2 separate regions of the Homo sapiens genome follow, and region 2 is linked to region 1. The links are chromatin loops, found by intact Hi-C in ENCODE. Cell type or tissue: HepG2. All regions are shown on one strand. Each heading gives the region's core, and the rest is flanking DNA. Links, peaks and the distances in the headings are about the cores only. Region 1 overlaps HABP4 (hyaluronan binding protein 4). Region 2 overlaps SLC35D2 (solute carrier family 35 member D2).

Region 1 (15,527 bases), core at 3,909-11,908:
TTCTCCCAAGGCCTCTCTCCTGGGCTTGGAGGCGCTGCCTCCTCGCAGGGCCTCTCTTTGGTGCCTGCGTGGCCCTGGTGCCTCTCTTCCCCTCTACTCCCCTCTCAAGAGGACACCAGTCAGATTGGATTGGGGCTTACCCCGATGGCCTCATTTTAACTTCACCACGTCGTTAAAGTCCCCATGTCCACATAGAGCCACATCTGAAGGGGCTGGGGTTAGGGCTTTAGTGTTTGAATCTGGAAGTTAGTCCAGCCCCCTTCTGTAGGGTAAGGTGGTGAGTGACAGGGGGCTCCTGCTGCCAGGCCATTCCTCACACCCCAGCACCAGCTCACACAACACAAAGTTTTGACTTTCTGCAGACCTCTAAAGATAAGACTTAAGTCAGTCAGGCTCTTGGGATCCTGCAGGGCATTTTGCCTGCCAAGGTCGGGCGGCACCGGCCCCAGCACCCTCCCCAGCTTGTGGTCCAACCCCGGACGCCAGACCCCTGCTTTCTACCTGCCTTGCCTCTGGTGCCGGGCAGGACCCCAAGGGCTCAGTGTCCACACCTCACACACAGCTTACTGCTGAGACTCAAGACCCTGTGTTCTGTCGAGTTCTACCCAGTTCCCCCAAGGAGCTGTGCTTGGATTCACACTGGGTTACAAGTGTCCAAAGTAAAAACCAGAGACCTGCCTTCTCGCCCCTCTCCCGACTCCACACCACACATGACCCCCCAGAGTGTTCATTTGCAGACCCTGGCTCTGTGGGAGCTGTGGCCTCTCCCTGCCCCTCCATGGCTTCCCCTGAGGCCACTAGAGCTCTCCCCTGACCCACTAGAGCTCAGGCAGCTGGCGCCACCACGCAGCTCCGTGAAGTCCCTGAGTGCTGCAAAGGGGCCGGCTTGGAGGCATTGTTTGAGATGAAACCACGAGGCATGTCTGTTCCTCCTGGGGGGCTGGGCCTTCTAGGCCTGTGGCTGGGAGGCAGCAGGCTGCAGGGACCCCTGGTCCTTAGAGACTTGTCTCCTTCCCTGTCATCTAGAGCCACTCGGCCCAGGGCCCATCCACCTTGTGCGGGATTTGCTCATCCCCTCTGCTTCCATTGCTTAAGTGAAATGGAAATGAAAAGAATCCCTACCTTAGCAGTTGGTATGAGAGTTAAAATAACACGTGGAAAGTGCTTAAAACAGTATCGGGGCATATCTTTCAATTCGCTACTTTGTCATATATTTTAGGTCATTTTCTCTAGATAATTGGGGAAAGAATGACTGATAGCAGATTACAGTCCCTCAGTTTCTGATATTTTTGGTACCTGCAGCATAATTTTATGCACAGGTAATGGTGTAAACATTTAAAAAGAGGTCACGTAAACTATTTTGCCTTGAAGTGGGGACCCACACGCTGAAGCTAAGTCTCGAGAGTGGTTGTTCAGAGGCAAGCTTGGGCCATGGGAGAGGAGCTGCAAGGGACCCTTCCCGCGGCCCCTCAGTGGACTGAAATACAAGTTGCCGTGGAAAGTGCAAGTCCCACTGGGCGTATCTGCCCCAGCTCCGCCACTTCTGTGGCCTTGGGGACCCTTGATCTGCTGGCCGAGCCTCACTTAGTTCAGTGGTACAATTGGACTAGTGAGCACCTAGCGTTTGGTTTAACAGAAGTACGTGGCTGTGCCTTAGCTGGGGGACTGTGACATCAACTTTGCCGTCTCCCCCTCCTCTGTGTGTCTAAGTGCAGCTATGGGTGCATTGGAAAGGAGCATCTAGGGAGGAATTCTCCAAGAACACGAGCTTTAGCTCCTCTGTAGCACGCCCTGACTAGCTGCCACACTCTCCCGGTTGACGTCTTACTGTCAGAGCACTGCATCCGTGTTCTGCAGAAATTCTTCCTGGGCGGTGCTGGCTATTTCCTTAGGATAAATTCTTACAAAAGGGGTTTCTGGGTCAAAAATTTGTAAGACGTTAAAGCTTTTGCTGTACACTGTGTGAAAAAGCAGCTTGGTACAATTGTTGAGAACATGCATTCTGGGCCCAGGCTGTTTGCAAACCTAAGTGCTGCCACTTAGCTTAGATTTGGGCTAAGTGACTTAGGCTCCCTAAACCCGTTTCTTCTCTGAAATGGGGATGGCAGTATCCATCTTAGAGGGTTGTGTGAGGATGAAATGAAAAGTTAATATTTTTCATAGCTGAGAACAAGTGTCTGGCACACGCTAAGAGCCATATATATTTTGCCTAGTAAAAAAAATAAAATTAATGCTGTCCAGGAGAAGTGTAAAAATGCACAGTCGCCGCTGCCCGCTCCTCTCCCGTTAGCAGCTGTTGTGACGCTGGTGAGCTGCTCAGTTAATAGCAGGACGCTGGCCTCAGCGCCGTGGGTAGGGGGTCACGCTCACTGTCCTGCTGTATTATGTCGTCCTAGCTTTAGCTTTTCCACATTGATTTTGGGCATTTTGTCTTCCAAGCGGTTGGCGCAGCCTGCCCTTACGTCCTAGCCTCCCTGTGTCTATCCGTTTATTGGGGGAGAAATGGATCCCCCTGAGCAAAGCCTTCCGGATTCCTCCCCAGCGCCTCGGGGGTCCCTGGCCTGTGTGGGAGTGGGGGGCCTCCCGCCTCTGCCTCCCCGCCCCTGCCTCCCCGCCTCTAACCCCGCCTGACTCTTTGGCAGCAAGTCTGCATGGCTTTGACACGCTTCTGGACGACGCGTGCTGGGTCCACACCTAAATCCCCAGGTAAGGAGGCCCCGGCCTGGCCGCGGAGGCTCTAATGGGCCAAGTCTGTTTCTAAAGGGGTAGACGACTCCGCGTGGGAGGGCCACCGTGTGCTTTGTGCGTTGTGGGACTCGGGGAGGACAATGGTTTCTCCTGGCCCTGGGTGTGTTTCTCTGTGTTAAACGACGTCTTTTCAGGCGGGGCCGTTCTCCCTGGCGTGGGACTCCGGGGAATGCAGCGTGTCTGGCGTCCTGGCACCCGCCTACTCGGTGCCACCGGACGGTCCAGGCCCCCATGCGTTTCCCTGGCCCCGGGCTGTTGCTGCCCCCAGCTGGGAACGGCTCACTCGCTTCCAATGCCGCTTGTCCTGGGCAGTACACAGGACAGAGAAGCCGCCTCGGTGCTCTCGGGCCGGCGGGCAGAGGAAGGAGCTGGAGGAAGGGGCTTCTCGGAGGGAGGGCGCGGGACGGGCTCCCCGGGAGCGGGTCCGCTGCACCTCCTCCAGCGGGGACTTCAGGGTGGCCTGGGCGGTGGAGCCAGCGGGGTCTCCCTTGCCTGCGCCTGGATTGCGGGGTCAGCCGGGACCCAGCCGGAGGGAGACGCACGGAGCGCCCCGGCAGGACCGCGGTTGGCGTGTCCTTAAGTAGCCGCGGAGTGTCCACTCAGCACTCACTGGCCAGGCTGGAGGGTAACGGCTGACGGCCGTTCTGGGCCCCAACCCAAGTTTGCCTTGCGGTTGAGAGTTAGCGGCCCAGGAAGCTAGTCCTTGCCGTCCACACAAACTCAAGCCCTGAGACAGGCCCTGTGGTGGTGGTGGTGGTGGTAAGTACAGCGCTGTCCATCTCCTCCCTTTTCCAGCGATGGTTGGCTGTCCCAGGCTGTCACCTTTCTAGACCGGCTTCTGATCTGGCTCGGGATCCACAAGGACTAGACCTGCGGGGAAGGTCTCTCCTGGACACGCCCGTTGCCCACTGCAAGTTCTCTCCAGGTGCAATTGAAGCCTCTCAGCAGGTGCGTCTGCCTCATTCTTCCACTGGGTATTGAGCCATCAGCCCAGGGCCTTCCTTTAGGTGGGCCTCGGCCTGACTGGGTTGGGAATGGCCGGGCTGACACCCACCCTGGGATGGTAGGAGGCCCATTCCAGGCGCAGCAGGGCAGTGCTGCTGACACTTTCTTAGGCTAGGAGCCCCTGTGCGATGATCTGATGGAAGCTGAGGCCCCTCCATCTCCCCAGAAAAGTTCGCACCAAATTTTTGAAGGCTGCATCGATGGGTCAACTTAGTGACTTGCTGGCTGTGGCCACACACCCCAGGTGTGCTGTTTGTACAGATGCCGTGTGGAAGGCACCCCCGGAGATATGCAGTGATGGCAGGGTCTATTCATCAATCAGCAACACCCACGCAGCCTCACCCTGCCTGGGCCTGCCGGGGAGCCTCAGTAAAAATTCCCAGGGCATCTTTCTACCTTGGTCACAGCAACCCAGTTCCCCAAGCATGTCCCTCATAGGCCACACGGCGTTCCCATTTCTCCTGCTGTCTTTCTATCCACCTTCCCTCTTCCTGAAAACTTCCCCAGCATCACCGCTGGCTCCAGCTCTATCCTCTCACCAGCAAAACATGCAAGTTGTGGTCAGTTTGCTTAGAACTTGTCTCAGATACTTGAAACGTTTTCCTCACTGTTGCTCTGACGCAAGACCCGTGGCCAGTATCCATGTGGGCCGCCAGTACAGTTGTGCAGGTTGTTCATCGCACAACTCCAGGGAGTGCCAGGCACACTGAAGTCAATGTGAGCCAAGTTCCTGGGCAGGGGCGGGGGGCGGGGGGGGGCAGCACACATGGGTGCCCAGAAAGGGCAGCCTTGCTGAAGGCGCCCTCAGTCCCTTTGCAGGGTGGTGGTTCTTGAGAAATGTCTTACCCTGCCTCAGTGTCTGAGAACATTTGAGACTCTCAGAAGCCTCCTGTGGGTTTATGTACAAGTTGATGCCACATGGCAGGCACTCCTTACCTTACAAATGGCTTTGAGCTCCCAAAGTTATGTAATTCAGCCCTCTGGGATTGGGCACAGTTTTGTAAAGAAAGTGTTCAGGCCAGGCGCGGTGGCTCACGCCTGTAATCCCAGCACTTTGGGAGGCTGAGGCAGGTGGATCATGAGGTCAGGAGATCGAGCCCATCCTGGCTAACACGGTGAAACCCCGTCTCTACTAAAAATACAAAAAATTAGCCGGGCGTGGTGGCAGGTACCTGTAGTCCCAGCTACTTGGGAGGCTGAGGCAGGAGAATGGCATGAACCCGGGAGACAGAGCTTGCAGTGAGCCGAGATCGCGCCACTGCACTGCAGCCTGGGCGACAGAGCGAGACTCCGACAAAAAAGAAAGGGGAGGGGAGGGGAGGGGAGACGGGATGGGACGGGACGAGACTGGACAGGACGGGAGGGGACGGGAGGGGGGAGGGGACGGGAGGGGAGGGGAGGAAGAAAAGGAAGGGAAAGAAAGGAAAGGAAAGGAAGAAAGAAAGAAAGAAAAGAGTGCTCAGATGGCAGTGGTTCCCTGATTTTCCCCACAGAGGACTGATTGGCCCAAGGCGTAGCTGTGGGGGGTGTGAGAGCCTTTGCAATCTGGTTTGGGAAATTCCTGTCATCTAGAGTCCAAGGAAACTTTGTGGCCAGGCAGAGAGCTTTCCAGGAGCAACAGGAGATGTGCAGAAAAGCTGGGCTGGGCAAAGCAGGCAGGAGCCGCTAGGCCTTTAGGCCTAGGGAGCCAAGTTTTAGTCCCATCCGGTTTACATGGAGAATACCTGAGCGTGGGCCCTCTGCACTGCTGCAGTGTGCAGTACCCTGCTAGGCACCATGGCCATCGCCACATGGCTCAGAGTGGCTGAGCACAGAGGCAAACACTCCATGTCTCCTTTCATCCCCTGCCTGAGGTACAGGCATCCCTTTTCCTGTCCCCTCTCCTAACAGCTTTGCCCAAGGGACTAGTCCTTTCACTGGAAATTTCAGGAGTGTGTAGAAAGGATGTGGGGCTCAGGGACTGAATCTGGTTTCAGTTTCTACCTTCCCTAATAGTAGCCAGGTAGCAAGAAAGACAGCGTCCTTGCCTGACTGTAAAATGACAAGGCACGACAAGACAGGGCTCCCAGGCTCTCAAGCAAACGCTCTGCTCCTTCAGTAACCAGGCTTTGCCATAGGTGCAGGGGGAAAGCGGGTAGGAGGAGGGGCATCCTTCGGACTTAAAGTCTGAAAGACTTCTTTGAAAAGGCAGCACTGGCGTGGAGGGGAGCGCCTGGAGGCAGCGCGAGTCCTGGGAGCGCGGGGATGAGGTGGTGATCAGCATGGTCCACGTGGCCAGGCTTTGGAGGAAAACGTGGTTACAAGGCAGTTCTGCACTTTTTTTAAGAGATGAAGTTTTTCTCTGTCACCCAGGCTGGAGTGCAGTGGCATGATCATAGTTCACTGTAACCTCAAACTCCTGGGCTCAAGCCATCCTCCTGCCTCAGCCTACCAAGTAGCTATGACTACAGGTGTGTGCCACCCACCTAATTTTAAAATTTATTGTAGAGACATGGTCTTACTGTGTTGCTCAGGCTGGTCTTGAGCTCCTGGCCTCAAGCAATCCTCCCACCTCAGCCTCCCAAAGTATTACAGGTGTGGGCCACCATGCCCAGTCTAGTTTTGCACTTTTATCTGTATCTTATTTGATAATAAAAAGGCTTTAAAATATCCCTGCATTTTTTCTTCCTCATTCCCTTTTCCACACCTCATCCTCCATCCACAACACAGGCCCCCTGTGGGACACAGCCAGGCCAAAGCCTCTCACGCCCGCAGCCCACCCCAGGTTGTCTGAAGCAGGCATGAGTGTCGGGAGGGTTCAGGGAAGGCTGTTCACATGGGCCACGGTCCTTGCAGAAGGCTGAGAGGAGACAGCAGCAGCCAAAGAAAATGAGCAAATCTGTCTTCTGTGTCTACAGCGGAGGCCGCCATGTGGAGAGAGCAGGCAGGCCCACTGCTGCTGAGAACAGGGCAGGCACGGGCAGCTCCTGTTCTGCCTTTCCCAGCTTCGGAGACGCAGGCTCAGCTGCTCCGAAGCACCTGCCAGCACCGCACAGTACAGTTTCAGAGGACAGCAGTCTCCTTCCCGTGAAGCTCCCATGTGCTGGAATGGCATGGACTTGCTGATCAACAGAAGGAAATGGTCTGAAGTCTGACCAGCACAAGGAAGGAGGCTGGCTGGCTCAGAGGGGCCCACCTTGCGTGGAATGAAAACGCCAAAGGCTCATGAGCAACATTAGGCTAGAGGGGTCTTGTTCAAAGCATCCAACTCTGACTTCGGAGGCATTCCCAGCCGGCAGCAGTGTGTCCAGCCTGCCTCTTCCCAGGCTGGTCTGACATGCAGCTTAGGCTTTCATCCCAAGTTAGGTACTGACCCCTCCCTCTTGGGCAGCACCTCCCTTTTTAAAAAAATTTTTTTTTCTTCCAAAGACAGAGTCTTGCTCTTGTTGTCCAGGCTGGAGTGCAGTGGCGCGATCTAGGCTCACTGCAACCTCCTTCTCCCAGGTTCAAGCGACTCTCCTGCCTCAGCCTCCTGAGTAGCTGGGATTATAGGCGTCTGCCACCACGCCCGGCTAATTTCTGTATTTTTAGTAGAGACAGGGTTTCACCATGTTGGCCAGGCTGGTCTCGAACTCCTGACCTCAAGTGATCTGCCTGCCTTGGCCTCCCAAAGTGCTGGGATTACAGGTGTCAGCCACCGCACCCAGCCAAGCACCCCTATCTCTAGAGGATCTGGCCCCCCAGCCCAGTTACTGCAGGGCAGCTTTCCCCACCTGGTGACAGGCTGTGCGCAGCAGCCCCAGGACCTCACCCTGAGCTGAGTCTTCAGGAGCCGCCCTGGTGGCACAACTCAGACACCCCTGAGGCCTAGCAGTCAACTCCTGATTCAGACATGATCCAGTCCAGCCTGGGCTTGGCTATAACCAGCTCAAACTTGCTTGACCTCCACTTTTCAGGAGACTTGGGGACGACAGCCCTCATCGGCGTCTTTCATGGGGTTAATCTGCTTGAGTCTAAGTCGCCAGCCAGAAACGTGGTGCCCAGGGTGCCCTGCCTCAGGACATGTCCACACCCACGTCACAAGCACCTGAGGAGTCCGGCCGGGGCACTGTGGTCCAAAAGGTCCTGCCGCCTCCGCATCTGACTGTCCCAACGGCATGCTGGTGACACCCCCCTGCCCTTCGCTTCTGTCCTCCCTGGCTTCTCTGGGGCACTTGGGGCTATGTACAACCTGGCACGATCCAGAAAGGGTGCAAACAAAATGCCTACATCCAGGCACACGACCAAGTCAGCGAGAGCTAGCCCTGGTAAGCAAACATAGCCCATTACAGGTTCAGAACGTGCACCGGGTTCCCCAAAACTGTCTTCAACCACATGACTCAACAGCTCTATGGGATAGGAACTGTCAGTGTTTTTGCAACTGCAACATTAAACCAAGTGCTGTGGGCTTTTCAAGTATTATTCACAACACTAAAGGAAAGTTTCTTCAAAGGGCTCTCTGGCTAATCTTCAAAGCCGCAGTTAGGCAAAATGACAGTGTGACAGCTTCAAAGCCACTGACTCATGACACAGCCCTGATGTTGTACCGGCTAGGTTCAGATTTCAGAAATCAGGGCACTTGCATCCATTGCCTTTTCCAGGAAAGGGAAGAAAACACTCAGTTGATAAACCTTAGTACTCAGATAATAAATAAGAGACCAAAAGTAGGCTATCACCCAAAGCAAACATCCTTAACTGACCCTAACGTGTATGGATTCAACTTTGATTATTCAACAAAATCATGACCGACTGCTGTGGCCTGGAGTAACCAAAGGACTGTTTTCTCTACACAAAGTCAGGAGCGAATACCAACCTTTATTTGCACTTGGGTTCCAGTTCAAAGCCACCTTAGACAGTGTGGCAAAGTGGGAAAAAGCACAGATCCTGGGACCAAGGTTCAGATTCCATCTCAAGCGAGCATATGAACTGTGTGACAACAGGCAGACAGTACCTCTGTGTCTATGAGAAAGCGGGGAGAGCAACACCCCAGCTTCTAGCAGCTCTACAGCTGCCTGGACCTGCAGGCCCTCCTAGGCCCACTTCCTCCCCAGCACAGTGTGTGTTCCCGGGCGTGTGTGGCTCTGGGTCCAGCTCTGTTCAGGGTGGGACTCCAGGTGAATTACTGAACCTCTGAGGTGTACCCCCAACCCCAAACTTTCACCAAAAGCAATAAAGAGGAACTCTAGAACTGGAGCCAGGACTAAGTGAGAAAAACTGCTTATAAGTGCTTAATAAATACTAGTTATTTACAACTTTTGCTCAAGCCGAGGGCAGAGGCCTTTGTACGCAGCTGCCGAACTCTGACTCTAGTTCTGCGGAAGAAAAGGATGCGGTATTTGCTTTTGCCATGATCCCTTTCCATTTGATTGGCAGGTTAAATAACATGGTTTTTGAAGTCACATACTTAATATTCTTCCTAAAAACCACCCAAACACTAGATGTGTGTGTGCACACACACAGAAACCACGAGGTAGTTTAAATCACCATTAAAAATCAACGCTTTCTCTGATTCTGTGTCACAGAGTGGTGGCCAGTGGCTACACAATAGCGATTTTTAAATGATTGGTTAAGTGAAAACCAGAACTCAAAATATTCCAGGAGAGAAGATAACATTTACAAGTAAACAGTAAGTGCAATTGTATTTTAATTTCTTGGTCTCCGAAAACTCAGCTGTGACTGCTTTCCATTAACAGTTCCAGCTCTATGTGTTTCCTCTAACGCTAAAGGCACAGCCCCCGGGAATCTACTGCTTCCTAAGAGTCTCCATGGAGTCTATTTTACAACCTCCTTTCCCTCCATGCTTCCGCGGAGGAGTCTATACTATCTCTATATACACATTTTAAACATTATTCTTCATTTGAAATTCCTTCAATAAAAACACAGTCACCATTCTTCATCTTCTTGGGAAATGGCCTGCTCTCGAGCCTCTGGAGAAGCCCCTCTAACAGCTCAGCCCAAAAAAGTGCAACAAATTTACATGACACGGGAAAAGCAACATCTATTGTTCTTAGAGTCTGACTCCCTTGGCCCAGCTGGAAAAGTCTCCCCACAGGTGTGCAGTGCAGCTCCGCGGTGCTGGGAAACAGGGCTCTTTCAAGACAGCGCAGGGAAATCTTCCGGGTCATCTGGGTTGGGGGCAACATCTTGCATCTAAAGAAAAAAAGAAATACTTTGAAATCCACTGCCCCTTCATCCATTCCCGATATCCCAGTGGGATAACAAGGGCCTGGCACCAACGCTGAGGGGCCTGCATTAGAGGCAGGACCCACAGTGGGAAGGGGAGAGTCACAGGTCACTGCTAACCCAGGAAAGTACAGCTCCCCCTCCCACACAGGCCTCCAGCCTCCTCGAAAAAGGAGCTGCCTCCCTTCCTACGTCCTGCAAGCTCTTACTGGGGGTTCTGCATGGGCACGTCCTTCATCGAGTAAATAGAATGGTTACTGCGTGCCGGGCACTGGAGGAGCACAGACAGTGCCTATCCTCGGGGAGCTCACGGTGCTGGAGAAACTGACCATCGAATCAGGAGCTTCACTAACACGTCCTGGGAAGGAGGGGCCACAGGAGGGCCATCCAGTGCAATTTGGTGGCACAGTGGACACCAAGGTCAGGCAAGGTTTTGTGGGAAGAGAAGGTTCTCCCTGGGATGAACCTCAATGGATGAGCAAAGGGAACAAGGACTTGGATTGGGAAACAGTGTGACCTGATGGGGGCGGGGGCGGGCCCTAAGGGCGGTTCTGAGGTGGAGGGATGCACAGGTTGTGGAGGTGGGGACAGATGCCAGTGAAGAGGTGGGTGGCACTGGATCTCAGAGTGGTTTCCCAACACACTCCCTGGAGTGCTGCAGGGGACAGAGCTCCGCTATAGGAAAGGAGTGAGGGTGTGTTTCCTATCGCAGAATAGACCCTATTTCCAACCTGGCCCCAAATATACCCCTACACCCCCCGCCCAAAAAATTGTGTTTTTGCTCCTGCTTAAGCAAAAACAAACCATAGACACTGCTTCCAGGGGCTGCTCCCTAGAGCGAGGGAACCGGGCAGCAGGAGGAGCATTGCCAAGACCAGCCACAGAGAAGGGGTCTGTGCCATGGGGCCTCGGGGCTGATTTCCAATGAATAAGTGTCCATACCACATTAGGAAGCACCTACTACATGCCAGGCACTGCGTGGCACTGCGTAAACCGGTAATGAGCAAAAGCAGCCGCTGACCGATAGCCACACCAGTGAGAATACAGCCGCACACGGAGATCAGGCTTCAATGAAAAGAAACTCCTTTGCTCCGAGACCTTGATCGGTCTAGGAGATGTGATCAAAGAAACCTGTGAGGAAGTGAGGCTGGAAGGATGAATGGAGGCCAGCAGGCAGAGGCCAGGGGTAAGGAGCGTGCTGTGTTGAGAGCTAGAATCAGGCAGCCTTGGCTGAGGACGGTGTGAGGCAGGTGAGCCGGGGAGGGGTTGAGGAAGGTCCCCTCACAAAGGGCTTGAGATCTTAGGGAGGATTCTGTCCACTCTGACAGCATCACCTGAGCCCAAGGCACACAATCAGGCCACAGTAAGCAAAACGTCAGGTGCTCCAGTTCAATCCCAAGCCTGGGGATCTTGTCTAATGCGGGTGACAGTGAGTTTCTCTCTGATCCCGGGAGTGCCTTCACAGCAGACCCTGGAAGCCAGGGCTACAGAACGGTCTCTAGGCAAGATGTCCATGATGCTACAACACCGTCCAAATGCCCCAACATCAGTCCCACACTAGCTACAGAAAGAAGTGACTGCAGAAACTCATGACCCTCTGAAATTAGACCATCCTGGGCCCAGGGCACTGTCCTTATTAACTTCTTTCGCCAAACCGTCAATACAGACACCTACCACCACTTCTGCTCTGGGTCCATAGTTCTCTGCCCTCCTGATCCTTCCCCGGCCTCCCCGGGTGCCTCCTCTGGCTCCACGCCCAGGACGAGGGAGGTTACCAAAATTAATCTCCAGCTGGGATGTGATGTCATTGGCGGGTTTCCGGAAAACATGGGAATCGTCCTCATAGTCATCTTTTACCATCTGAAACACAATTACAGCATCAAACACGCACAAGTCCACAGCCATCCCCACACTCATCTGGCTTAGTGGCTGCAGTGTGCTACACAGGAGCTAAAACACCATCAGGGGCTAGTCAGAGCCATTCTCTGGATTTGTCTCTGGCCCTGGGCTGCAGAGCTGGACAAAGGAAGACAGCACTGCTGTTCTGATTCTAAGACAGTGAGTTCTGTATGTTCTAGAGTCCCACATTCTTGCAATTACAATCTTAATCCAAACATCTTTGAACTTATTATGATTTCAAGTGGGACCAAATTTCTATCAGCTGAGCAGGTTAAGATATAAGATTTGGCATGACTAATAATAGCAAACAATATACATGTTTTATATCTAAGTGTATTTTGCTGAGATAAAAAAGTTTTCATTTCTGCTTATTTTCTGTCTTATCTGTTCACAAATGCTTTGATAAATAAGGAAATATCCCCTTCCCAGAACAGAACTTAACAGAGAAATTCCTTTCAGCATGGGTGCTGATTATAATACCATGTGCTAAAAATCACATGATTTATAATAAACAATTCTGACTCAAAATATAGAGAAACTTTATAAAAACAAGAGTATGGTTACCTGAGTGTTCTACCAACACTGCACAAAGAAGTCAAGCTGCTTTTTAAGAACTGCTTTCATTAAAATTCTATCTCTTGTGACAGCTATATTAAATAAATTAATTAAATCTGATCCAAATTTGATTTGGCTTCAACTCATAATAATGGGTATCACACACACACACACACAAAAACCCCACTTTAAGTAAAGTAAAAACCTACAGAAAGGAAGATATGTCAGTGATTTCAGATGAGAATCTCCAAAGTGCTACAACATTAAACATTCCTACAACCAGGAAATGGAGCAAAGTTTCCACGAGCATATCAACACCTTTAGGCCATATGCTCATGACAGCCTTCATGTTTAACATTTGTGTCCCCTTTGAGGTCTCAGGTTAAAATAAAGCAGAGGCTTTAGGTAGTTGGATGCTTAATGCTAAAAAGGTGAAGAAAAACAGTCCAGGAGCACTGGCATTCTGTAAAAAGATACACACAAAAAATAGTAACAGGCAAAATACTCAACCCTTGCCTTGTTTGGCACTCAGCAGGGAAGCGCTGGTAAGGTCTCCCTGGGGTCCCTGCTCTGAGTCGCCTCCCACTGCAGGAAGGGGCAGGAAGGGCCTCGGGGCAGTGGAGCAGGGAGTGGACACAGTCTAAGGCTTGGGCTCCACTTGCAGCTCCAGCTGGCCCTGGCCCAAGTGCTTTCACCGCCCAGTGCCTTACGCGAGGTTGTTACTAGGTCTGAACTTTGCTAGGTATTCTAGTGCTTCTGCCTCTTCAGGTGTCCAGAACAAAGTAAACTGATGAACCCAAGATCTGGCTTGTGTTGCTTTAAGAACAATTCCTAGCTAAAATCTTCAATCCTCCAAGATTAACAAGGACCAAGATGTGTGCTTCACTGAGACCAGGCTTGATGACTCAGCTAACCCACTTGCTTCAAATATTCTGGGAGACCTCTGGAGCCCGGGAGGACAAATCTGGTGTGGATTAAGAAAGAGCAGCTTCTATTTTTACCTAACATGTCAGCTGCATATTTCAATCCTGACAGCACATTTGTTTTAGAGAAATTTTTATTTACAATGCCTAGAACAAAAAAGAACAAAGGAAGTGGACAGGTTAAGAACCAACCCAGCTTGCTAATGGAGTTAGAAAACACCTCCCAGAGATTGCCAGGGAAATAAAGCTCCGGCCGCCTATGTCTACAAAAAGCCATTTCTTGTGGAACAGCTCAAAACTCAGTAAGGCCTCCTACAGCTTGGACTGACCAAAACAAGAGGATGGGAGAGAATCCTGTATCTTTTTTTTTGTTTTGTTTGGAGACGAAGTCTCACTTTGTTGCCCAGGCTGGAGTGCAATGGCGTGATCTCGGCTTGCTGCAACCTCTGCTTCCCGGGTTCAAGCGATTCTCCTGCCTCAGCCTCCCGAGTAGCTGGGACTACAGGCACCCGCCAACCGCCCGGCTAGTTTTTGTATTTTTAGTAGAGACAGGGTTTCACTATGTTGGCTAGGCTGGTCTCGAACTCCTGACCTCAGGTGATCCACCTGCCTTGGCCTCCCAAGAACCCTGTATCTTAAATGACACCTAATCAAAGTACTCACTCAGAAAATGAAACTAACCAAAGTGTAAATGACAACTCTACAATAGCATAACATTCCTGAGATTCCACATGAAAATCAATAACTAATACCCCACAGAGAGGAAGAACCTGCTACCTGCTCACTCCCACCTCGAAATAGTGACTGGTATCAAGCTGTAGATGGAATGATACAGATTCTAAATCCCATAATGGGAATGCTTCAGTGGACCTAGCCTTAAGTTCAGTAACAAGTCGGGGACTTGATGACCCCATGGCATCCCTATCAACATATGCTGCTAGATGTTTCCCCGAAACCTCTCCCTGCAAAACTGAAGCTTCTGAGAAGAGCTGGACGTAAGCCGTGAGCAATAAGGCCTCACAACACGGAGGAGCTCCCTGAGCAACCCCTGCAGCACGCTGGCCGCTGTGGCAGTGCCTGACCGAGCAGCCAAGCGTTCGGGGACTCATCTCCCGCCACGTCTGCAGTTAGGCAGGGGGCGCAAAGCTGCTGAACCAACATGGGAAAGGCGTCAGAAGTGCATGGAACCTCAACCACAGTTTAAAAAGTCATCAACTACTCGGCCAGGTGCAGTGGCTCACGCCTGTAATCCCAGCACTTTAGAAGGCTGAGGCTGGTGGATCACCTGAGGTCGGGAGTTCAAGACCAGCCTGACCAACATGGAAAAGCCCCGTCTCTACTAAAAATACAAAATTAGCCGGGGTGGTGGCGCATGCCTGTAATCCCAGCTACTTGGGAGGCTGAGGCACGAGAATCGCTTGAACCCGGGAGGCGGAGGTTGCGGTGAGCCAAGATCGCGCCACTGCACTCCAGCCTGGGCAACAAGAGCGAAACTCCATCTCAAAAAAAAAAAAAAGTCATCAACTACTCAGTGAAATGCTCTTATCAAGAAACAGAGTTGAAAGTAACCTACTCAGGGGACACAGAGTGTAGTTCTCCTTTGATTAACTCTGAATTGTACAAGACACAATCTGTAACTCTCCCTTGAGAAAAATGAAATACAGTTAATACACAGTATGTGTACAGTACCCGCATAGTCCCAGGGTGAGCAGAAGATGCACTGTCACTCTAACTGCTCTGTGCATCTGTCAATACCTCAAGTTTCAATTCCTTTTCTTAATGAACAATACAGTAAAATTAGGCATGCATCATCTCTGATTAGAAACAAAGACTGCCAACTACTAATGTTCCATTTTCAAGACAGAAGTGGAAAGGTACATTTCACTTCCAGTAAGGTAAAAGTAAAGATTACCTCTACATACGAAATGCAATGCTTACATCATCTCTGTATTTTGACTTGTGAATCACCACGGCTTTGGAAGGAACAGTGGATTCTGGTTTCCGGATGTTAAACTCAGGCTTTGGTCTGGTCTGTTCTTGAAGATTTTTCCACTCATCTAAAGTCATCTCTTGAACTTGGGTTTCTTCTTCTACCTCCAACTCAGGAACTCTATAAAGAGATATATAATCATAAAGAATACTTTTTGATGGTACTAAAATGTCTACTTTATAAAGAAAAAGTTATAACCATTAATT
Region 2 (15,527 bases), core at 2,449-10,448, 150 kb after region 1:
GAGGTGGGCAGCATCTCCCCCCATCCCCTTTCCACTCACTTGGCTCTGCTGTCTCAGGGGGCGGCAGACTCTGCTCTTCTTCACGCTGAATCACATGTGGGTAGGTAAGAAATTTGGAAGACCCTTATTTTGAAGAAAATCCTTTTGAGACAGAGTTTCGCTCTTGTTGCTCAGGCTGGAGGCACGATCTTGGCTCACCACAACCTCTGCCTCCCTGGTTCAAGTGATTCTCCTGCCTCAGCCTCCCAAGTAGCTGGGATTACAGGCATGTGCCACCACGCCCAGCTAATTTTGTATTTTTAGTAGAGATGGGATTTCTCCATGTTGGTCAGGCTGGTTTCGAACTCCCGACCTCAGGTGATCCACCCACCTTGGCCTCCCAAAGTGCTGGGATTACAGGCAGGAGCCACCACGCCTGGCCAAAAATCCTTTTTTTTTTTTTTTTAAATTGTGACTGAGGGAGAATTCTGACTTATGATGACTAAAATTAATTTCCCTTCTCACAAATATATTTGTAGATAATAATGTGTGGAGGCGTCAAGCAAAAATCCAATTTAATTTGCATTCAGATTTTGGTAGAATTTTTGCTCTGTGTTTCATTCTCTTTGGTTAGAAATAATCTTATTTTGACATTGAAGAAGATTCAGGGTATGCCACTGCAAACTGTGCCACTGTGAGATCAGGATTATTTTGAGCCGAGAAAGATTGAGAATCAACAGATCAGGAAGTTTGCTGCCTTCTCCTTTCTGCCTAAAAACCAGGGAATCAATTTCCCATTGTGAAGAGGACCGCTTCTCCCATCCCAGGAAGAGGAGAGCAATTCCTATCACTGGACGGAGGGTCGGCCCTGAGATGCATCTGCATAAACAAACCCTAAAAGAACCCTTCTCGTTCATCATTTCCACCATAGGTTTCCTAGTTACTTTCTAACAATTACACAATTTATTTGTTCCTTGAAGCCCAAATCCTCTTTCCTTTTTAAAACGTAAGTCCCCAAGTCTAACTGTTTCTTTGAGTTTCACTTCTTTTCTGTGAACTTCAGGGAACATATTAATAAGATTCGTATTCTCTTTCTCCTGTTAATCTGTCTTTTATCAGTTAAATTAGCAGGCCCCCAGACACTGAATCTAAGAGGGTACAGGAAAAGGTTTTCCTCCCTGGCAATGTGTATTTCTGAATTATGACATGGCCTAGCACTGTCTGCAACGATCAAGTGCAGGTGGGTGGGCCACATCATGGCTCAGCTATTGCTCTTCCTCTTGTTCCTGTCATAGATCCCCAAACGTATTTATGCTGGTGCTATTTATAATGGAAATGGAAGAGAAGCTGTTTCAAAAGAATGGGAAGAAAGGAGCCATAGAGGGGTCACATAGAAGGATGGATACCTGCCTTGCCATTTTGATGGACGGGGTGCGGTTTGGGCACCAGATGGAGGTGTGGCTGCCTCATGCGACCCCTCTTACCCAGCCTCTGCCCAGCTGCCCCTCACTGGCTGCACCCTGGAGGTGGCCCTGTTCACTACAATAAGCAGAGCCCCTGGGTGGATCGGGGCGAATCACTCCCCTTAGGAAAGTCAGGGCTCACCAGTTATTATGTGGATTCATCAGCTAGCGAAAGAAAGGGGTTGCAGTTGAAGGAAGATGCTTAATGTCGCTCTGGTTTTAAGCCATTCACGATTGAGTCGAAGCCATCTGATGGGCTGGTTTGGTTTTTGTCTGGAGGCAAAGCAGAGGAATTAATCATTCACTACCACAAAGCGGGGAAAGTGTGCCACAGAAAAGTGGGTTTGATTAGGGAAAGGTAGATCAGGCGGGCTTGGAGGCCAAGTTGTGAGTTTTTGAGTAATCATTCTCCCTTTGTGGTCTCCCTCCCAGGTCTGACCTTGCTTTTAACTTAGAAGGCTATATTTTTGTATTCCTGAATGATATCTTCACAGCAGCAAATGGAGTTTATACCAAACAGAAAATGGACCCAAAGGTACCAGACCTTGCCTATGGCTTTTTGGCTCTGTCATCTGGCCCCTAGAATTATATGAAAAATGAAAATGAATGTGTACAGTTGGAATGTAATTTAATTTATATAATATGACCTGTAAATTCCTTATTTTCAATTATCTTGTCTGTATAAGTTATTATTTGCGAAATTTTGGGTGAAAATGAGATATGATGGGAAAAGCCACTAGTTTAGATGCACACTCAGAACATATAAAAAGGGATTATTCTGAAAGGCAAATTAATTTTTTTACCAGCATCATCAATCACCAAGGCAAGGTCAGGGGTCACGATATTTGTTCAGAGAGCGCTAGTTTGGAGTCTGGAGATGTGGGCTACAGACACAAGTTTTTCTACTTACTGACTGTTGTGACTTTGAACCTTAACTTCTCCAAACTTCAGTTTCCTTATCTGTGGAATGAAATGACTGCAATGGATAATTTGTAAGGTCTTGTCCAGCAATAGCTGCTGCTTCTGATGATGAGGGGTGGGGCAGAGGAGCTTTGCTTTTGTGTGGCTGCCTGTCACGTGGAGGCCCCATCCCTCCCCCTCCCCCATCCCTCCCCCACCCCCAGCTGTTACAAGGAAGCCCGGAGGATGAGTCAGGCATATGTTTCTTTGTTCCAAGCTCTTTGTGCTGGATGAGGGAGTTCACTCTGACCAACAGGCTTATTTCCATGAGCTATTTTTTTTAATCTGCTCTTTTTTTTTTTTTTTTATCTGCTCTGTTTTTTTTTTTTTTCCCCTGCATGGCCTTTTTTTTTTTTTTTTTTTTAACGGTAGAAGTTTTGCAAAAACAGGTTTGTTGTCTTTTGAGGATCACAATATGTCATCCTTTTTTGAAAATGGTGAAGTGGTGTGGCCACTTTAATGAAAGTAAATATATGATGCTGCTGTCCTTTAATGGAAAGAGCAGATGTTTTTAAAGAGTTTTGTTTATATTAACATTTTTAATGTTCTTTATTTTGTTCCAGATTTCCCATTTTGAATTACATGCTTTAAAAAAAACCCCACATAATTAGAATGCTGGAGATGAATGGAACCCTAGAGGCTTCCCACTGCCATGCGTTTTCTCTGTAGTTTTGGTGTAAAACAAATGTTTATTCCAAAATCTCAGTACCCTCAAACCAAAGCATTTTATGTCAGAAATTTGCTGAAAATATTCCAAAAGAGTTGCTCAGAATGCACATTCTAACTTCGCATGAATATGCAGTTGTATAAATGGCTCCAGGAAATCTGTGCCTCACGTTTCTGAAACTGAGTGGTTTTTACATTTTTGTTTTTGCAGGAGCTAGGGAAATACGGAGTACTTTTCTACAATGCCTGCTTCATGATTATCCCAACTCTTATTATTAGTGTCTCCACTGGAGACCTGCAACAGGTGAGCTGATGACAATCATTACAGTTTTCCTTAGCTGGCTTTAAAAAATTTAATATTTAACATTTGATATGCACTGAAACAAAAAGTGTAAAGTTAGCTAGGACTACCAGGAGGGTACATGATAACAAGATGTTTGATATCCCTAGTAACACCTTTTGGCACTACCCTTGCATTGGCATTTATCCTTAGCCACATATCAAGGAGAGCCAAGAACTCTGGACTTGGTACTTTTTGGAAAACAACAATACAAATCTGAGTTTGAATTCCATATCCCCCTTTGCTAATGTGGGGACCCTGGGAGAGCTACTTACCCTAGAAGGGGATTTTGATCATTTTAAAACATAGGTTTGTTTATTTATTTGTTACTTTCTATTACGGACATTTTGAAACATGCACAAAATAGAGTAATTCAATGAGTTGTCAGGGACCCACCACCTAGCTTCAACACTTTGGCATTTTGCCATCTTATTTTATCTGTCCTCATCCATCCCCAGCTTTTTGTTCCTCTGGAGTATTTTAAAACCTATCCCAGCCATCACGCCATTTTACCTCTAAATATTCCAGGATCCACATTTGAATTTTGGGAAGGTGTTGTTCTTTCAGCATTTGCCCTGAAACCGTATCTGCTGCTGGTGAGAGACAAATAAAATGGTAAATTAGTGGTAAGATCTGAGGCCCAGTGGAGCGGTGGAGGCCAAGTCTCTCAGGACGTGTGGACATTCTCCATAGTGACAGCTCCAGTGGCCACCCCGAAGGGTGCAAGCCCGGACTTCTTCAGGAAGTCGCGGGCCACACAGCCTCTGAGAACTTTGCTGATGTGTAAGTGACTGTGAGAAACGAGATGCGATGGGCAAAACCCTCCTCAGCGGGACCTCCACCCACAGACTCGACTCCGGACACAGCCCTGACCAGCCAGGCGATAACCCCGTCATTGCTGGCCTGGGGCTGGGGCAGCACCCATTTACCCATGGACAGGACAGTGTTTCCATATTTAGCAATCAGCATGGGTGTATGTTGCCCACCAGTTGAAAGTCAATCCCATTTGCAGCTCTTTTAGGGTCTGAGTGACTCTGAAAGGCTGCAGGCTGCTGTGGACTCCTGGGCAGCTCCTTGTTCTTTCTCCAGCTGGACTTTCTCACTTGTCCAATTCTCTTCCCAGAAGGAGGGATCAGCAGAAGGGCTTAGCAACCTCGTCCCCGGGCACAAACAGCCATTTCCACGGGTTTATATGGAAAACTACCAAGTGGCACCAATCTCGATAAAGAGCTCTCTTTTTCGGGTTATTTAGAACGTTGTGAACCTGAGCCTCCCTGTTAATTCCGTTTTGGAAGATAAAGCGGGCACCTGCACCTCTCTAGTAAGAATGAGCAGGGCATGATACCTGAAAACACAGTATTTGTTTTTCAGCTACCATCAATCAATTTTAAACTGAGTCAGTGCTCCAACATTACACAAAACAAAATTATGAACTCTTGGCCAGGCGAGGTGGCTCACACCAGTAACCCCAGCACTTTGGGAGGCCGAGGCAGGCAGATCACCTGAGGTCAGGAGTTTGAGACCAGCCTGGCCAACGTGATGAAACCCCATTTGTAGAGAGTATTTTTAGTAGTAGTAAAAATACAAAAATAAGCCAGGCATGGTGGCGGGTGCCTGTAATCCCAGCTTCTCAGGAGGCTGAGGCAGGAGAATCACTTGAACCTGGGAGGCAGAGGTTGCAGTGAGCCGAGATCACGCTATTGCACTCCAGCCTGGGTGACAGAGCGAGACTCCATCTCAAAAAAAAAGGAAAAAAGATAAAAAGAAAAATTATGAACTCTTAATGAAGTGGTCCTAGAGGCTTGTCTCCTTTCATTATTATAGAAACGAGGGTTTTTTTTTGTTTTTGTTTTGTTTTGTTTTTTTAAATCAGCGGAGTTTATCTGTTCTGAAATTCTGGTATTTTAGATATATATATATTTTTTTTTTCCAAAAATATAAATCTAGAAACTCCTAAATATTGTTAAAACATCTCACTGGGGCTAAAAGCATATTTCCCCATGGCAACAACACTATGAAAGGCATAGTGACCAGAAACTGAATTTTAGGTTCTTTATGAGTAAAATAGATTAGGTGTATTATGTTAATAATGTATAACATTGTTTCAGAAGAAATATGTGTTCTTACATCAACGTCATTGACTTATAAACTTGTAGCATGGTGTTTTCAGAAGTTGCCCTCTGCCTGTAATGATTATCATGTGGAATCTTCTGCTTTCTCATGTGATAATAATAATAGCTAATACTTGCTGAGGGCTTATTATGTCAGACATTTTTCAAAGCATTGTTCATGAACTATCTCACTGCATTTCCACAGCAGAAGAGAAGGTCCTGTTACTATTTCTATCGTATAGGCAAAGCATCTAGGGCATTGTGCTTAAATACATTCCCAAGGATAGCAGGTGGTCAGTCCAGGCACTCTGGCTCTAGAAACACATCCTCCACTGTCATCTTTATTTACTTCATTTGTATATGAAAAGTGTTTGTTTTCTCCTTCATGTGTGAAAACATATCCTTCCCTTATAGAAAGTACAAGAGACCTAACATATACTTTATTTTTATTTATTTTATTTTATATTTTTGAGACAGCGTCTCACTCTGTCACCCAGGCTGGAGTGCAGTGGCATGATCTTGGCTCACTGAAACTTCTGTCTCCCACATTCAAGCAATTCTCCTGCCTCGGCCTCCTGAGTAGCTGGCATTACAGGAGCGCACCACCACACCCAGCTAATTTTTGTATTTTTAGTAGAGACGGGGTTTCACCATGTTGGCCAGGATGGTCTCAAACTCCTGACCTCAAGTGATCTGCCTTTCTCAGCCTCCCAAAGTGCTGGGATTACAGGGGTGAGCCACTGTGCTCAGCTAACATATACTTTATTAAATCCTAATGCTCTAGGAGAATATCCTCCTCCTATTCTGGCTTGTGGTACTGGAATATCCGAATATTTACCCTGTTTAGCCTCTTCTATTTGATCAGACTTCAAAGATTTCAAACAGAAGTTCCTTTAGAAAGTCTGTAAGTACCTTCGAGCCGCCAGAGTGACTGCTAATCATTGAAATTCCAGATGGACCAAAGTGCTAACTATATAGATTTGTTTTTCAAAACCAATAAGAAAAATTATAATTAGAAGATATAGAGTATAGTTATAACCATAATAAAAGGCCTTCTATAAAATAACAAAGTACAAGTCAAGTCATGGAGTTAAAAATTTGACTAGTTTTTTTTTTTTTTTTTTTTTTTTTTTTTTTGAGATGGAGTCTCCCTCTGTTGCCCAGGCTAGAGTGCAATGGCATGATCTCGACTCACTGCAACCTCCGCCTCCTGGGTTCAAGCGATTCTCCTGCCTCAGCCTCCTGAGTAGCTGGAACTACAGGCGCCCGCCACCATGATGCCCGGCTAATTTTTGTATTTTTAGTAAAGATAGGGTTTCACCATGTTGGCCAGGCTGGTCTCGAACTCCTGACCTCGTGATCTGCCCGCCTCGGCCTTCCAAAATGCTAGAATTACAGACGTGAGCCACTGCGCCCAGCCAAGTTTGACTAGTTTTTAAAAGTATTGTATGACGAGATGCCAAAATATATGAGACACTCACTGTAATCTGCAAGAAAAAAGCCATCAACCCCATATAAAAAACAAAAAGCAAAAAACAACAGTGAGATTTCCACTACTAACATTGCTCTGTATTCACTGAATCAGGGCAAATTTCTTCCCATTGGTCCCTTTTGAATGTGGTGGAATTCATTTTAGATTGTAAACCAAATAGGAGAAAGAAATGAATTAGGTGTGTTAGCCTGTAATATAAAATTGCTTTTTGTTTACCAAGTTTGGTTTGAGTGTTCTGAAAGCTGATTAATGAATTAGAGCAAAATGTTAACTTCTCTTGTTAATGGAAAGAAACTTGATGAGTCATTTTCCCTGGTTAACTGGGACTAGGAGCGATGGAGAAGATCAGAGATTGTGGTAAATGTGTGTGTGTGACTCATTCCTCCGGGAATTCAAGCCCAGACTTTGGACTTACACAGTCAATAGATCTATTAACAGTGCCTCAATTCTATCTCTGATGAACAAAGTCAGAGATGACAGCTTCTCTTGTTAACAAATTAGGCCCTTGGAAAATACTCAGCGGGTGAACTTTCTTTAGTATTTGAATCACTGCAATAGGTTCAAAGTACATCTAGTATATTACAGTTGATGAATAGAGATAAATAATAGGACTTTTTTTCCCTGATTAAAAAACCCTGAGTGCAAAGTGAAAAAGACTCACGTTCCAACAGTAAGTCTAAAGGAAGAAGGGCTTTATTGTTGTTTACCTTTGATTATTTCTTTTTAAAAATAAATAATGCTACATTATTTTTTATGATTTAAAAATAAATCATGCTGCATTATTTTAAAAATGCCACTAATACCGTCTCATCATTATTAAGGAAATAAAACTAAAATCTATAAAAATTTAGGTTGGGGCTGGTCACGATGGCTCACGCCAGTAATCCCGGCTCTTTGGGAGGTTGAGGCGGGCAGATCATGAGGTCAAGAGATCGAGACCATCTTGGCCAACATGGTGAAAACCTGTCTCTACTAAAAATACAGAAATTAGCTGGGTGTGGTGGCGAGTGCCTGTAGTCCCAGCTACTTGGGAGGCTGAGGCAGGAGAATCGCTTGAACCCGAGAGGTGGAGGTTGCAGTGAGCTGAGATCGTGCCACCGCACTCCAGCCTGGGCGACAGGGCGAGACTCCATCTCAAAAAAAAACAAAACAAAATTTAGGTTGGTGAAGAATCTAAATATTTTATGAGAGTCACAAAATAGCCCTCAATGGATTTTGTAGTATCAGGAACACATATAGAGTTTTTATTTATTTCTTATTAATGGATTGATTGATATTTTACTGTTTGCATAAATACTTTTAGCTCTTTGAGAGAATAGATGTTTTTCTACCCTTGGTTTGAAATTTAAAACTTAAGTATTTCTCTTATTCCCAATTTTATTTTAATTTCAGACACTAAGTGTTTCCCATGATTTTTGTGGTTTTGTTTTGTTTTGGTCTTTGACTACCTTAAGCATAAACTTTTTGGCTTTAATTCTTTTGGAAGTTTTCTGCTCCTTTGATTAGCTTGGGGCTTGCTGGAAAGACAGATTTATATTTATTATATTTTTCTTTCATAAGTGAACATTTAACAAAAAGTGTTATGACGCAAGGAAACTGTCAAACATATACAGAAGGAGACGGAGTGACATGACAAACTCCACATATATGCCCATCAGCCAGTTTCAACAATTAGGAACATTTAACGTGTATTTTTTTTTTTTTTTTTTGAGACAGGGTCTCACTCTGTTGCCCAGGCTGGAGTACAGTGGTACCATCACAGCTCACTGCAGCCTCCATCTCCTGGGCTCAGGTGATCCTCCCACCTCAGCCTTCCCAGTAGCTGGGACTACAAGTGTGCACACCACCATGCCCAGCTAATTTTTGTCATGTGTATCCTTTTGAGAAGTGAAGTGGGCAAAGCATTACTCATGAAACAATGACAGTGAAATGTGACAAGATGGTACAGATTGGAGAAGAGAATTCTACCTTAATTGTTTAAAAATTTGAATTATAAACTTAAAAGATTTCATTTTAAATACATTGAGTTTCTAAAACTTGGCTAACAAAGTATTGCTTAATAGAAAGTGAGTAGAACTTATATTCGATCATGTTATTGAGCACATACTTACGGGCAGTCTTCAGACACTTTCAGATCGTTTTTGGATACAGGCAGGGGCCAACCATGAATAAAATACTCCTTATTGTCACCTGTCACCTCAAGAGGGTTAATTTTATTTTCTCAGCTAGGGATTAAATTCCTGGAGAGCAGAAATTGAGTTTTTTTTTTTTTTTTTTTTTTTTGAGGTGGAGTTTTGCTTTTGTTACCCAGGCTGAGTGCAATGGCGTGACCTCGGCTCACTGCAACCTCTGCCTCCCGGGTTCAAGTGATTCTCCTGCCTCAGCCCCTGTAGTAGCTGGGATTACAGGCACCTGCCCCTGCGCCTGGCTAATTTTTGTATTTTTCGTAGAGATAGGGTTTCACCATGTTGGCCAGGCTGGTCTCAAACTCCTGACCTCAGGTGATCTACCCGCCTCGGCCTCCCAAAGTGCTGGGATTACAAGCGTGAGCCACTGCGCCCGGCCAAAAATGAAGTCTTAAACTTCTTTGTCTACCATGTCCTCCACCCCAATTACTTGATTGCTTTATAAGTAGCAAATAATAGTTTATTTGTTCACAATACTTCCTAAGCATGTGCAAGTTCCTGAGAACAGTTTATGACCTTAAACTTTTCTTGCCTACATTATTAATTAAGAATAAACTTTTTGGCTGGGTGTGGTGGTTCATGCCTGTAATCCCAGTACTTTGGGAGGCCAAGGCAGGCAGATGACTTGAGCCCAGGAGTTTGAGACCAGCCTGGGCAACATGGTGAGACCCTGTCTCTACTTAAAGAAAAAAAAAAAATTAGCCAGGCATGGTGGCCTGTGCCTGTAGTCCCAGCTACTCAGGAGACTGAGGTGGGAGGAACTGATTGATCCCAGGAGGTAGAGGCTGCAGTGAGCCATGATCACACCACTGCACTCCAGCCTGGGTGACAGAGCAAGACCTGGTCTGAAAAAAGAAAGAAAAAAAAGAGATAATTAACTTTCTTCTAAAACGATTTATAAAAAATAAACCCAACCTTGAATTTGGGACCACAAATTAAATTAGTAAAGGTGTATAAAGTCAGTGAATCAATGATAGCCTCAGCGATAATAGCGTTTGCGATTTTGTGCTGGCCATCAGCACAGTCCTAAACAATTTCTTTCAGTCCTTATATCAACGTTTTGAGGAAGGCTTTCCTTTTTTTAAATAAGCTAGATTTTGTAAAATGAATCTGAAGTTCAGGGAAGAAAATAAATTTGCCCAATGTCCCACAACTAGTATGACCTAGGATTTTTAGCTTTATGTTTTCTGTTTGGGAAGATGGTTCCTGTATCAAAATGCAGTTTGGTAAAACCAGTAAATTTAAACTGCAGTATTATTAACCTAATCATTAGTTTTTTTCTTTTTAATAATAGGCTACTGAATTCAACCAATGGAAGAATGTTGTGTTTATCCTACAGTTTCTTCTTTCCTGTTTTTTGGGGTAAGAAACCATAGATAAGTAGAAGCATTGGTCAACAGTATCTCTTGACAAGTCAAATCAAGATATGCCTTCTGTCTATTCTGTCAGAATTCCTTTGTGTTTCTCTGACTTTCTCTGGAAAGTACCCCTGCAGCAAAGGAGGTGTCAGGGACCCAGGATACCTGGAAACCCAGCCTGAAAGACCAGGAACAAGCATACAACTCTTGTTTTTGAAAGTCATGCTAATGTCCTGTTCTTCTTCAAAATATGATGTTGCCTATTGATTTCTGAAAGTTTGTCTGAAATGAAGTCAGCTGACATTTCAAGTTCAATGCTGAGGATTTTTTGGTTTTTGTTTTTTAAGAGATGGGGTCTCACTGTGTTGCCCAGGCTGGACTCAAACTCCTGGGCTCAAGCAATCTTCCTACCTTAGCCTCCTGATTAGCTGGGACTACAGGCTCCTGCCTCCAGGCCTGGCAGTAATATGTTTTCATCTTTGTCACCATGTCCTTAGTTTTTCAAGATCCCTTCCTCAAATAATTATGTGACTATGACAGCCTTTTCCTATAGTGCTATACCTGCTATATTCAGGAAAATTTCTAAAGAGAGATGTCCAGGCTGTTGTATTGTCCAACAGTTAGGCTTTTTTGTTCTTGAAATTTTCTTTCTTTCTTTTTTTTTTTTTTTGAAGATGGAGTCTTGCTTTGTTGCCCAGGCTAGAGTATAGTGGCACAATCTTGGCTTACTGCAACCTCTGCCTCCCAGGTTCAAGCAATTCTGCCTCAGCCTCCCGAGTAGCTGGGATTACAGGCATGCACCACCACACTTGGCTAATTTTTTGTATTTTTAGTAGAGATGGGGTTTCACTGTATTAGCCAGGATGATCTCAATCTCCTGACCTTGTGATCTGCCCACCTCAGCCTCCCAAAGTGCTGGGATTACAGGCGTGAGCCACCGCGCCTGGCCCCGTTCTTGAAATTTTCTTTAGGTATATCTTCTGGTTGAGAGACCATATAGTTTGTGTCTATTTCAGTCTTCTAAAGACTTGAAAATCCCTTTGCATGAATAGGTGATACATGCAACTAGGAAATCATTAAAAAGGTGCAAAAGAATAAATAGGGAGGCTGAGGCAGGTGGATCACCTGAGTTCAGGAGTTTGAGACCAGCCTGGCCAACATGGCATAACCCCATCTCTACTAAAAATACAAAAATTAGCTGGGTGTGGTGATGCACACCTGTTGTCCCAGGTACTCAGGAGTCTGAGGCAGAAGAATCGCTTGAACCCAGGAGGTGGAGGTTGCAGTGAGCCAAGATCGCGCCACGGCACTCCAGCCTGGGTGACAGAGGAGACTCCATCTCAAACAAACAAACAAACAAAAAGAATAAATAGGGAACACCAACTCCCCTCCATTCTTCCTCGCCTCCACACTGTAGTTTTCTTCCCCAGAGGCAACACTGTTGGAAATCTTGGGAGTATCCTCCCTGAGCGGGCATTCATTCCAATACAGGCATTGGTACCTTCTCCCATACTGAAGGGGCCCTTGAATTCCTATAGCAGGGAATTACTCATCAAATGATTTTTCCTGTGAAGGAAGATGGATTCCCTCTCACCTGCCACACTTTTCATTCTGTGTAAATGAACAAAGACAACTCCTGACCTCTTTGATCAACACTCTTCAATTCTCAAACTTGATTTCAATTGCAATGATGTACTCACATGCAGTAAAAACATTTCTGTCTATCTTCCATTCATTAGTTCTCTCTTTAGCTGTGTCTGATTTAATGATTTAATGTTGATGGAGTTTTTGATTTTAACAATTTTATATTTTATTTGTAAAAGTTCCACAGTTTTTTCCCAAACGTATCTGTTCATTTAGAATACTCTCACTGGTGATCCTTGTGACTGTGCCTTTTATTTCTTTAGGTGTCACACACAGCTATTCCATATTCTGTATCTGACAATCCCAGCATTGGCAGCAGCTCTTGAGAATTTAAGCATGCAGTTTTTTTGTTTCAGGCGATGTTCATTGTGGTTTGCTTTCTTCTGTGTTTGGTGACCTGTGATTGTGAGCATTTTGCTTAAAAAAAATTTTTTTTTTTGAGATGGAGTCTCACTTTGTCTCCCAGGCTGGAGTCCAGTGGCACGATCTTGGCTCACTGCAACCTCTGCCTCTTGCATTCAAGTGATTCTCCTGCCTCAGCCTCCTGAGTAGCTGGGATTACAGTTGCCCACCACCACACCTGGCTAATTTTTGTATTTTTAGTAGAGACGGAGTTTCATCATGTTGGCTAGGGTGGTCTCAAACTCCTGACCTCAGGTGATCCACCTGCCTCGGCCTCCCAAAGTGCTGGGATTACAGGCATGAGCCGCCACACCCGGCCCATTTTGCTTAACTTTGATCAGTCCCATGAGCTGAAATTGGGAATTTGAGACACTTTTCTATAGGGACAAGTTGTATTTGCTTCTGCTGGTAGCCAGGGGTTGCCCCAGACCTTGATCCCTTTAGGCCTTTTGGGAGTCTGGGCTCAGTATCCCCTCCTCCCCCTAGAGTTTGGCCCCAAGCCAAACTTCCTCCCCATTCATGGAAAAATTGTCTTCCACAAAACCGGTCCCTGGTGCCAAAAAGGTTGGGGACTGCTGCCTTAGAGCACTTAGCCATTGTTGGAAGCATAAGTTTAGTAAAATACCTGTAGTTTACCCAGTTGTTGAGTGGGAACATTTAACCTTGAAAAAAAAATCTAAGCCATGCTTGTGAGTCACCCTTTGTCAAACCATCTCTTATTTTTCTCTCTAATCGAAAAATAAGAAGTCAACCCTTAGTACACAAACTTAGACTAGCACCTTTCCCTGGCTAAGCCCATATTCCTCTGTGAACAGGAGAGCAAAGTTTCAAAGTCTTCTCATGTCATTGTAAACTTGATGAGATATTGGCTTTTTTGGTTTGTTTTTTGTTTTTAACATGCACTTCACCGTTTAACCATTCCATGAAGGAAACCAAGAAGTGGACCCTCTGAGGTCAGCTGTCCTCAGTGGGTGAGGGCGGGCAGCCTCGCTGTGAGCTGTTACCCTCCAGGGCTTGCCCATGACAGGCTTGATCCCATCTGTCTACAATTGCATACTTTTTTTTTTTTTTTTTTTTTTTGAGACGGAGTCTCCCTCTGTCGCCCAGGCTGGAGTGCGGTGGCGCGATCTTGGCTCACTGCACGCACCGCCTCCTGAGTTCACGCCATTCTCCTGCCTCAGCCTCCTGAGTAGCTGGGACTACAGGCGCCCGCCACCACGGCTAATTTTTTTGTATTTTTTTAGTAGAGACGGGGTTTCACCGTGTTAGCCAGGATGGTCTCGATCTCCTGACCTCGTGGTCCACCCGCCTCAGCCTCCCAAAGAGCTGGGATTACAGGCGTGAGCCACCACGCCCGGCCTACAATTCCATACTTTTTTTCCCCATTTAATAATGTGTTTCTTAAAAACAAATGCCCTTTTGATAAGAATTATTAATACATTATTTTATCAGTAGTCATTTTAGAAATTGAAAATTCAGGCCAGGCGCAGTGGCTCATGCCTGTAATCCCAGCACTTTGGGAGGCTGAGGTGGGCAGATCATGAGGTCAGGAGATTGAGACCAGCCTGGCCAACATGGTGAAACCCCATCTCTACTAAAAATACAAAAATTAGCTGGGCCTGGTGGCATGTGCCTGTAATCCCAGCTACTCAGGAGGCTGAGGCAGGAGAATCACTTGAACCACAGAGTTGGAGGTTGCAGTGAGCCGAGATCGTGCCACTGTACTACAGCCTCGCGACAGAGCGAGACTCTGTCTCAAAAAAAAAAAAAAATTCGCAAAGGTGTAGTTATTATAAGTAAAACAGTAAAAATGATGAAATCATTAACATTTCAGGTTTACTCAAGTTTGATGAAACAAGGTGGATGTTAGTTTCCAAAGTGGGTCTTTTTTGTTTTAAGATGGAGTCTCGCTGTGTCACCCAGTCTGGAGTGCAGTGGCGCGATCTCGGCTCACTGCAACCTCTGCCTCCTGAGTTCAAGCGATTCTCCTGCCTCAGCCTCTCGAGTAGCTGGGATTATAGGCACCCACCACTGCGCCTGGCTAATTTTTGTATTTTTAGCAGAGACAGGGTTTCACCTTGTTGGCCAGGCTGGTCTTGAACTCCTGATCTCAGGTGATCTGCCTGCCTTGGCCTCCCAAAGTGCTGGGATTACAGGTGTGAGCCACTGAACCCGGCCAACATGAACTTTACCTTTAATGGTAAAGTTTTAAGTCTGAAACTGCACTGCAAGGAGACTTCCATTTTGGCATGGCGGCTTTTTCAGAATACTGCTTTCTTGTAGTTTCTCAGTCAAAGTATGCTAGGATCTGATCATCTGCATCTCCATAGTAAGCTTCCCAGCACATCCTTGGCTTTGGGGACTGGTGCTGGACTTGGGCTGTCTCTTCTCTCCTGACGGGTGCGAAGGGATGTTTTAGGGTTAACACACACACCGCAACTCCAGACTCGAGGCGAGCCCACTCAGCCTCTTACCTGCTTTCATTGCTTTCAGGTTTGCATTTCGGACTTGCTCTTTTCAGCCACCAAACCTCTATTCTGAGTTGAAAATATAATTTAAAAATTATTACGCTTTGAAATGTTTTGTTAAGAAGCCGACAGAATGGTGAAAGGGCCAGTGCCAACCACAGTCCTGAAAGACACTGTAAACCAGCAGTCCCCAACCTTTTTAGCACCAGGGACCGGTTTCTTGGAAGACAATTTTTCCATGGATGCAGGATGGGTAAGGATGGTTTTGGGATGAAACTCTTCCACCTCAGATTATCAGGCATTGGATTCTTATAAGGAGCATGCAACCTACATCCCTCAAATGCGCAGTTCACAATAGGGTTTGCGCTTCTATGAGAACCTAATGCCATCACTGATCTGACAGGAGGCGGAGCTCAGGCGGACATGCTTGCTCACCTTTTGCTGTGCACCTGGGTTCC

The links. A loop is a pair of places that touch in the nucleus more often than their neighbours do. Peaks named below come from ENCODE experiments on the same cell type or tissue, not always from the same donor. Only the 100,000 strongest peaks of a DNase experiment are listed, where the experiment ranks them.
Region 2: it touches region 1 in a loop (6-fold over the local background); 2 of 110 quality-filtered maps call a loop at or near these places.

What each region holds. Positions count from the first base shown.
Region 1 is chr9:96,484,376-96,499,902 of GRCh38, reverse strand. HABP4 (hyaluronan binding protein 4) reads right to left here. Exons shown (of 8, transcript NM_014282.4): 6 at 15,270-15,441; 7 at 11,629-11,814; 8 at 8,567-9,921. The coding sequence ends at 9,865. It also overlaps a transcript of CDC14B not described here. Among named protein-coding and RNA genes, the nearest start is that of HABP4, 42 kb to the right of the region's middle. RefSeq lists enhancers at 3,893-4,393, 5,006-5,796. In HepG2, for the core only: no CTCF peak of the experiment used is centred there; DNase peaks (open chromatin) are centred at 8,252, 8,442 and 9,132; H3K4me3 peaks cover 831 bases.
Region 2 is chr9:96,331,749-96,347,275 of GRCh38, reverse strand. It overlaps SLC35D2 (solute carrier family 35 member D2), which reads left to right. Exons shown (of 12, transcript NM_007001.3): 7 at 1,875-1,977; 8 at 3,280-3,372; 9 at 10,492-10,559. It overlaps SLC35D2-HSD17B3 (SLC35D2-HSD17B3 readthrough), which reads left to right. Exons shown (of 26, transcript NR_182427.1): 7 at 1,875-1,977; 8 at 3,280-3,372; 9 at 10,492-10,559. Among named protein-coding and RNA genes, the nearest start is that of HSD17B3, 37 kb to the right of the region's middle. RefSeq lists enhancers at 3,750-4,273, 4,274-4,798. In HepG2, for the core only: no CTCF peak of the experiment used is centred there; DNase peaks (open chromatin) are centred at 2,595, 6,395 and 7,435.